2 separate regions of the Mus musculus genome follow, and region 1 is linked to region 2. The links are chromatin loops, found by intact Hi-C in ENCODE. Cell type or tissue: gastrocnemius. All regions are shown on one strand. Links, peaks and the distances in the headings refer to the core of each region. The heading gives the core; the rest is flanking DNA.

What was found. Peaks named below come from ENCODE experiments on the same cell type or tissue, not always from the same donor. Only the 100,000 strongest peaks of a DNase experiment are listed, where the experiment ranks them.
Region 1: a loop joins it to region 2, with 3.0 times the contacts of the local background. A loop is called at or near these places in 1 of 42 quality-filtered maps.

What each region holds. Positions count from the first base shown.
Region 1 is chr2:32,288,139-32,292,525 of GRCm38, reverse strand. It overlaps Golga2 (golgi autoantigen, golgin subfamily a, 2), which reads right to left and starts at 4,200. Exons shown (of 26, transcript NM_001080968.2): 1 at 4,130-4,200; 2 at 311-433. The coding sequence starts at 4,177. In gastrocnemius, for the core only: a CTCF peak has its summit at 2,728 (motif pointing right); no DNase peak of the experiment used is centred there; H3K4me3 peaks cover 1,579 bases; H3K27ac peaks cover 2,282 bases.
Region 2 is chr2:32,148,667-32,153,053 of GRCm38, reverse strand. It overlaps Prrc2b (proline-rich coiled-coil 2B), which reads right to left and starts at 1,906. Exons shown (of 32, transcript NM_001159634.1): 1 at 1,763-1,906. In gastrocnemius, for the core only: a CTCF peak has its summit at 2,083 (motif pointing left); DNase peaks (open chromatin) are centred at 755, 1,176, 1,901 and 2,676; H3K4me3 peaks cover 2,410 bases; H3K27ac peaks cover 2,774 bases.

The DNA.
Region 1 (4,387 bases), core at 345-4,344, 140 kb before region 2:
ATTAAAAATATTACCGCTATTGTACAGCTATGTAAAAAGAGGCTCAGAGAGTTTAACCAACTTGCCCTAAAGTTATCATATTGCCAACTGATGGAGAGATAGAATTCAGACTCAGATTTAATTTTTCCTGTGCTGAGATAAAACCCAGGGCCATTGTGAGATGAGCCCTAGTTCATTACCATTGAACTAGGCAACAAGCCCTCAAAGCCAGACTTTTTAACCAGCACCTGACATTTCCACTTGAACCACAGCCCTCCCCGCTTCTTCCCACCTGCCCCCATTCCACAGGACTCTGTTGGCCAAGACTCACATTCTCTGGTGACTGACAGTCACTGGCAGTGGGTCTCTCTGGGCTATGGCCATTTTTAATCTTTTTCTTCTTCTTTGCTCCTGCAGGAACACCCGGGCTGTTCTTCTGCTGATACTCTCTCAGCTGTGGAAAGGAGAACAGAGAGAAATGAGAGCCATCTGCCTCACACTCACAGCCTCTACTCCAGCCTCTAGTTTATTGAGCTCTTTGCTTCGTGTTTCTGTATGTGCCATCTGAGTCAGTCTCACGTATCCCAGGCTGGGCACTAACTCACTATGTGGATGACTATGAACATCTGATCTTCCTGCCTGAACTTCTAAACGCACCAGGAGCAGGTGCCACCATACTTGGTTTCTACAGTCCTGGAAATCAGGCCTAGGCCCTTGTGCAAATTAGATTACAGAGTGGAATATTTCATGCCTGGTCTCTTTCTATGCTGTTTTTATAAAAATACTTTAAAAAAAATGTACATTGGTGTTTTGCCTGCATGTATTATCTGTGTGAGGGTGTCAGATCTTGGAGTTACAGGTAGTTTCAATCTGTCATGTAGGTGCTGAGAACCAAACCCAGGTCCTCTGGAAGAACACTTAGTGCTCTTATTTGATGAGCCATCTCTCCAGGGCCCGATAAAAATACTCTTATGTACGTAAGTCTCATGTAATGGTACCACGAGTCTACAAGATATAATAATGACCTCTTAATGGCAGAAGAAATGGCATGGCTAAAAAGGTAGTAATTGGGTTGGGAATGTAGCTCAGTGGAATACTTGGCTAGCATTCAAGAGGCCCTAAATTCCATTCCAGCAACATACACACATGCCCATACACATACACACAGAGGCAAACACGGAATCTAAACTCAAATCTTCTGATGCCCTGCTCTGGGGTTTGCAGCTCCCAAAGGGAAAAATCTAAAGGTAGAGACCAGAGAGTAAACATTTAGTTGGCAGGAATTGGCTGGGTGTGCTGTCACCTATCTATAATCCCAACTCCTGGGAGAGGCAGGAGGCATGAGAGGGGAGCCAGCCTGGGCTCCCCAGTGATCCCCAGACTCCAAAGACAACAGGCAAACACATGAACTACTAGACAAGAACTATGTATCCTGGACCTTAAACCCCACTCCTCTTTTCAGACATTTTCTCTTGCTAGCATGGTGGTGCTCCCCTTTAATCCTAGCCCTCAAAGCAGAGGCGGAGGGATATCTATGATGAGATAAGACTAGCCTGGTCTACATAGCAAGTTCCAGGCCAAGCAACTATATAACAGAAGACCGTCTTTATTCTTATTTATTTTTAAGTATATTTTATGTGCATGAGTGTTTTGCCCGTGTGTGTGTGTGTGTGTGTATGTGCACGCGCGCGTACTACATGTATACCTGGTGCACACAGAGTTCAGAAGAGCATGAACCCTTGGAACCGGAATCACAGATGATTGTGAACCGTCATGTCTGTGCTGGGAATAATTCTCAAAGACCATATCCTTATAACATATGTGTGTGTGTGTGTGTGTATGTGTGTGTGTGCCTGAACACATGCATGTTATGACATATACAGGATTGTCAGAGGAAACATATATGTATGCACACTGTGAGAAAGGATACATAGCTATGTCATGGTGCATGCAACAATGTCGGAGGACAGCCTCAGTGTTGCTTCCTCTTTCCCACTCTCAGACAAGTCTCTCATTACCACACACACCAGGCTAGATGGCCCCTCAGCTTCTAAAAATTCTGTCTCCACCATTCATCTAGCCAGACATCTAAGCTTACAGATTCATGCTGCCATGTCTGGTTTTATATAGAATCTAGGAAATCCAAACCCAGGTCCCCTTGCTTGTGTGGAAATACTCTACCCATGAGCCATCGCACTGTCAAAAGCCAAAGTACTCTCAATGCAACTTCACGTCAATGAGGGTTTTGGTTTGGTTTTTGGTTTTTCGAGACAGGGTTTCTCTGTGTAGCCCTGGCTGTCCTGGAACTCACTCTGTAGACCAGACTGGCCTCGAACTCAGAAATCCACCTGCCTCTGCCTCCCGAGTGCTGGGATTAAAGGCGTGCACCACCACTGCCCAGTACATCAATGGTTTCTTTGTTGTTGTTGCAGTGCTGGGGACTGAACCTGGAGCATTATGCATGAGAGCCCAGCATTCTAATACTGAGTCATATATATACAGCTTCCCTTCAAAAAAGAAAACAAACAAACCAGGATTGCTGGGTTTGGTGGCCTACACCTTTCACCCAGTACTAGGCAGGTAGAGAAAGGCATATCTGAGTTCAGGGCCAGCCAGGAATACACAGACCTTGTCTCAAAAACAAACACAAAATCTAATTTAATTTTTAAAAAGATTGTATGTATATGAGGGTAGTTGTTTGTTTTTGCTTACATGTATGTCTGTACATCATGTACATGCAGTAACCTAATTGGCCAGAAGAGGGCATAATATACAACATCTAGCCAGGGAGTTAGCTGAGATAGTTGTTAGCTGACTTGTGGGTGAAGGGAGCTATACCCAGGTCCTCTGCAAGAGCAACAAGTGCTTTTACCTGCTGAACCTCTCTCCAGCCCCAATATTGGGTATGCCATATACCAAGCTGGTCTCAAATTCCATATATAGACAAAAATAACCTTGAAGGCCTGATCCTTCTGCCTCTACCTCCAGTCTTGGAAATTAGAGGCATGCATTGCTCTGCCCAGCTAATGCCATTGCAGGATCCAAGCCAGAGCCTCATACATGGTAGGCCACCACTCTTGCAAACTACGCTGAGTACTGAACAGGCCCTTGTATATACTAAACAAACACCCTAACAACTCAGCTCCACTCCTAACTCCACTGGGGCCGTTTTAGCAACACATACTAAAGGTACACCGCAGTACTTCCTAAACCTGCTTCCTAAGTTTACAACATGACAGAAGGGCAGAAACCGTGAAGCCACGGCTTTAGTGAACATGGGAACAGAAAGGGCACAGCCCTTGTCATCGCAGAGAGAAGTCTCTACAAATCTATGAAAATGCCAAACCAGACTTTTATGGTTTTTTTCTCTCAAAAGAAGCATGGGAAAGTGATGTTTCCCGTGAGATGCCTCACCCGCATCCCGTGCTTCTCACCACCCCAGTTGGAAAAGACATTCTGGCTGAATTTTAAGTTAAGTTCAGTTCCCCAAGACACTGATCAACACTATAACATGCGTTTTGCTCCAGAGAGATTACAGTCTCTCTAGAGAGCAGACAACCAAATCCAAACCAAACCAATCCATGTCAGCAAGGGGTGCTGACAGTGTTGTGCTCACACTAATGCTAAGTTAAGGGAATGCGGGCGCCTACAGCGTCTCCGCACTAGATTCCACACTTGGGCTCCCTTCCAGGTGGAAATGGGTTCTCCACCAGAGAAACGGGAAAAGGGGCAACAACATTAGGTGAGCAGGTGGAGCAATCCAAACCAGACTCGGAGTAGTAATGACAGTTTCGAGGGGGGACTGTGACGTAACTACATTCCACTCCATACTACCAACGCCCGAGTCGCCTACAGGGCCAGGACCGAGGACCTTGGAGACAGGTGCCCTGGGAGGTCTGGATTGGAGCGTCCGGAGCCGGGGGCTAAGAGACCCTGTGTCACTGACCAAAGTCACCTAGGGGCGACTGAGAGGGCGGGGGCTGGGTTGCTGAGGGGGCGGGGCTGGCTGAGAAGACTTCACTGGGGGAGCCCAGGGCGCTGAGGGGTTCTTCTACCCGTGTGTCTCGGGAAAGACTCGGACTCTGGTCATGGGTCCTGCCGTTGGAGGAGCTCGGGTGGGGTCAAGGGGCCGCGACCCGGAGCGCTTTACCTTTTTCTTGGCCGCAGCCAATTTGCTCTGCCTGGTTTCTTCCGACATCCCGGGGCGGGGAGGGGGGAAGCGGGGGGGCCACATCACCACGATCCCGGCAGCCACCGCGAAACTGCTTCCGGAAGCTACGGCTTCTCTACAAGGGCCAGAGAAGGCGGGTGCAGAGCGCCCCTTGGACGCTCGGAAACCCAGCGTGACCTACCTTCTCCAAGCCCATTGGCTGATGAGAACGATGAACGACAGGGAGGCGTGGCCACG
Region 2 (4,387 bases), core at 148-4,147:
CAGCGGAATCTAGCTGAGCTCCCCTGGACCTTTAAGCCAGCCCTGAAACAATTTGCTGGTCACAGCATTTGCAGGGGGTCCCCAATTCCACAAGCCACAACACGAGGAAAAGTCAGGATTTAAAAGGAACTAACAAAACCAAGGAACCTGCGAGAATGTCCATGTCTACCACCTTCCCAGGACAGAAACGCTCTGCTGTGAACCTTACCGGAGGCTCCCACGAGATACAGCAGGAGTCTTATTATTCCCATTTTATAGATGCAAGAGCTGGGGCTCAGAGACTTGGGTAAAGTCACTCAAGAGGACCTGAACATGGCTCCAAGAGGGACACTTGCCTGAACAAGCTGAAGGCTCCCCGAACAATTATTTGCCCATCCCCAAGGAGGGCAGTTCTCTTCCAAAGTCAAGACTCCCGAGTTCCTGTCTCTTCTCCTATCCATCCTATACAATTCCAGCCCACTGAAAGCCAGACAACCCCCTGCTCTGACGGGGGCTACTAACGCAGTCCGTGCCTCCTCCCCACTGAGGCCCAGCACTAACCAAAGTACCTACGGATGTGGGTATTTTGTTGGGTTTTCACCATGTAGCCCAGGCTGACCTGGAACTTCCAGCAGTCCTACATCACCCAATGTTTTGAATCCCTTCTCCAACGCTGCCACTTCAAACCAGCACCTGTGGCATGCCCCAGCATGGATGACACCACAAGTGGCCAGCCTTCTGTCCTAGGTTGACAGCACAGAGTAACTACAGAGCACCGACGGCTTGCCAAGTCATGCCTCTCTGCCTGTGAAGGCTGAGTAGTCCCTCGGTGGCAGCAAGCATCCCACTCCACAGCCTGTACCCCTCAGGTCCCAGCTTGCACCACGACGGTGCAGACATTACGATACAAAGCAAGCCCCTGCGGTTGTACTGCTGAGAAAGGGCGCTGAGGCTTCAGACAGACGGACAGAAAACCCAAGTGAGATATACAACGCAAACAGACAACACACCGAAATACACGCTAACCTTTCCAGGAAAGAAAAAACGTAGGTGAAATTTAACTACCCTGCAAAAGACAGCTTTATAAAGGTTTCTCCCAGGCAGCCATTTAGCAAATGACACACTCCGGAGAGCATCGGCGCCCCCCTTCTCCCACTTCCTTCAAGCTCACCATTGCCTGGGGAAGGGGGGCGACACCTATTCTTGCCTAACAGTGGGCTTCATCCCCCCACGATATTTACAAAGAAGAAAGGAAAGCAGCAGCGTCCACTTTTATGCAGGCAGATCCTCTCCAGAGAGGCCCACCATCTATCTCAATAGGTCTGCATTTCTCTCTTAAAAGGTAGACGAAGAAAAAGAAACAAACAAAAAAATCAATCTGGCAGGCCCCGAGCAGCGACATCCTGTTTATCATTAAACATTTTTAGCAGCGGCTCCGGGTGCCGTGAAAACACCACCCCGCTTCCCTCAGCCGAACCCACCCGAGCCGGGGCGGCGCTCGGCCTGCGGTTCCGGGCGGCCTCGGGGTCCCGCGTCCCCCACCCCGGCCGACAAGGCCGCCGTCCCCGGGCGCAGGAGAGCCCTCGGGCTCGATCCCGACCCCGAGCCTTGCCCAGCCCCGCTCGGCCCGCCGTCCTCCCGCCCTGGCCGCGAAGACACAACAATGGCGAGCTGGGGAGCGCCGAGCAGGCCGCCCAGGCCGCAGCCCCGCGCCCGCCGCAGCGCACCGCCGCGGAGACAAAGCGCAACCCCGGCCTCTGCCCTGGCCCCGGCCCCGGCCCACCTGGTCTGCGTCCGCGCGCGACGGGCCCGGGCGATGGCGGTCGGGCGGCGGCCGGGCGCGGGGGCGGCGGATGGCGGCGGATTGCGCGGCGGCGGCGCGGGGCTCGGCGCTCTGCGCTCCTGCCTCTGCCTCCTCCTCCTCCTCCCGCTCCTCGGCGCTCGCTGGAGCCTCGGCGCTGTGGCTCGCCGCCGCCTCCCGCCCGCGCTCGGCTCCCCGCCCCCCGCCGCCGCCGCCTCCGCCTCCGCGCCGCCCCCGCCCGCCGCCCGCACGGTGGCCCGCGCAGCGCCCCCTGCTGCGTCGCCCCTGTCCCGGGAGGGAGGGCGGGGGAGAGGAGGAGGGAGAGCGCGGGGAGCGAGCTGGGCCGCGGTGCAGAGGGGCTGCGGAAGAGAGGGACCTAGATGGAGAGGAGGCTCGGCTGGAGAGGGGACGCGGTGGAGAGGGACCTTGATGGACAAGGGGCTTACGTGGAGAGGAGGCCGAGGTGGAGAAGGGGCCCAAATGGAAAGACCTTGATGAAGAAGGGGCCTAGGTGGAGAGGGACCTTGATGGAGAAGGGGCCTAGGTGGAGAGAGACCTTGATGGAGAAGAGGCCTTGGTGGAGAGGGACCTTGATGGAGAAGAGGCCTTGGTGGAGAGGGACTTTGATGGAGAAGGGGCCTAGGTGGAAAGGAACCAGGAGAAGGAGGAAGCCCTGGTGCAAAGAGGCTGCAATGGAGAGGACGGCTCAAATGGAGAAAAAGTAAAGGAACTGGGGGGAGAGGGGGATCCCAGTAGCAAGATACATGGATGGAGATGGGGTCCCAAATCAGAGGGGTCTTCATGGAGAGAGGCTCCTGGTGAAGAGGAATCTCAACGGAGAGTGGATCTGGTTGAAGACCACCCCCACCCATGGAGAAGGCCTCCTCCATGGGTGGGGGAGGGGCTCTTGAAAGAAGCAGACATAGACTGGGAGGGGACCCCAGGGAGAGCTCTGGGGTGAGAATGCAAAAGGGTGGGGAGAATGGGGAGGACTCAGCACCCTAAAAGGCAGGGGATGCAGACCTGAGAGGGAGGGGGGCTCAGAAGAGGGACTGAACTTGGATCCTGCTCCCACCACCCCCAGAGCTCTAGAGCCTCTTGACAGACAAACCTGACAGCCTGACAGTCCTGACCTGTTAGAATGTGTGGAGGGAGAGGGGGATCCCAGTGGCAAGATACATGCAGGAAACACGCAGAAGTGGTACGGCAGAAGTGGTACGGCAGAAGTGGTACGGCAGAAGTGGTTCGTTGCACCATTCCACAGCAAGGTCTCCCTTCCATAACAAGTGCACCGTATAGACACTTCACCTTTTTTTGTTGTTGTTTTATTTTGTTTTGTTTTTCAAGACAGGGTTTCTCTGTGTATCCCTGGCTGTCCTGGAACTCACTCTGTAGACCAGGCTGCCCTCAAACTCAGAAATCTGCCTGCCTCTGTCTCCCAAGTGCTGGAATTAAAGGCTTGCACCACCACTGCCCGGCCACTTCACCCTTTTTAAAACATGACATAAACCACCCCACTTGGGTGTGTATTCGTGTGAATGCAGAACAAAAGGCCTGGGAGAGAGACTGGCTCCCTTCGAGGTTACTGTGCAGTGCTAGGTTCTCCTTATCTATTCCAGATATCCTAGCAATTAAAAATAACATTCAAGAAACAAGAACATATATATGGCTGGAGAGATGGCTCCTCAGTGGTTAAGAGCACTGACTGCTCTCCCAGAGGTCCTGAGTTCAAATCCCAGCAACCACATGGTGGCTCACAACCAGCTGTAATGGGGTCTGCCCTGTTCTGGTGTAAAATAAATAAATCAATCAATCAATCAATCAATCTTAATTAAAAAGAAATAGTTGGTGATGTAACTCAGTTGTAGACTTTGTCGCTTCAATGCAGGAGGCCCTGGGTTCAGCTACTCAGAAGAAAAGTGTGGGACCATCTTAGGCACTCTCCTGAAGAGACTAAATCCCAGCTGCTATGGTGTCCTCTGTTAGTGGGCTGGGCTTGTCTGGTTTAATGCCAACTCTGAAGCACTTATTATTGTAAGAAAAAAGAGGGACTGAGAGGATATACAGCTTTTCCAAGGCCGCTCAACTAGGTCCTGGAAAAAAACAAAAACCATTTCAATGGAATGCCAAGCCCAGTGTCTGGGGCATGTTCTTTTGGGTAGTTTTATAATTTTCTTTTTTTTTTCTTTTTTCTTTTTTCTTTTTTTTGGTTTTTCGAGACAGGGTTTCTCTGTGCAGTCCTGAACACTCTGTAGACCAGGCTGGCCTCGAACTCAGAAATCCACCTGCCTCTGCCTCCCGAGTGCTGGGATCAAAGGCGTGTGCCACCACGTCTGGCACTATAATTTTCTTATGCTTTCCCAACATTACTGCTTTCTATCCATGACAACTTCTATGTATCTCCTCTCTAGGATAAACCTGCTAGCCAGACAGTGGTGGCACATGCCTGTAATCCCAATCTTGGAGAAGCTGAAGCAAGAGGATTGCTGCTAATTTGAGACCAGACTCAGCTACATAGTGAGCCTTAGAACAGCTAGAGCTATGTAGCGAGACCCTATTTCAAATATAAATCAGTACATCAGGATGCAGCAGTGTAGACAGGTATGG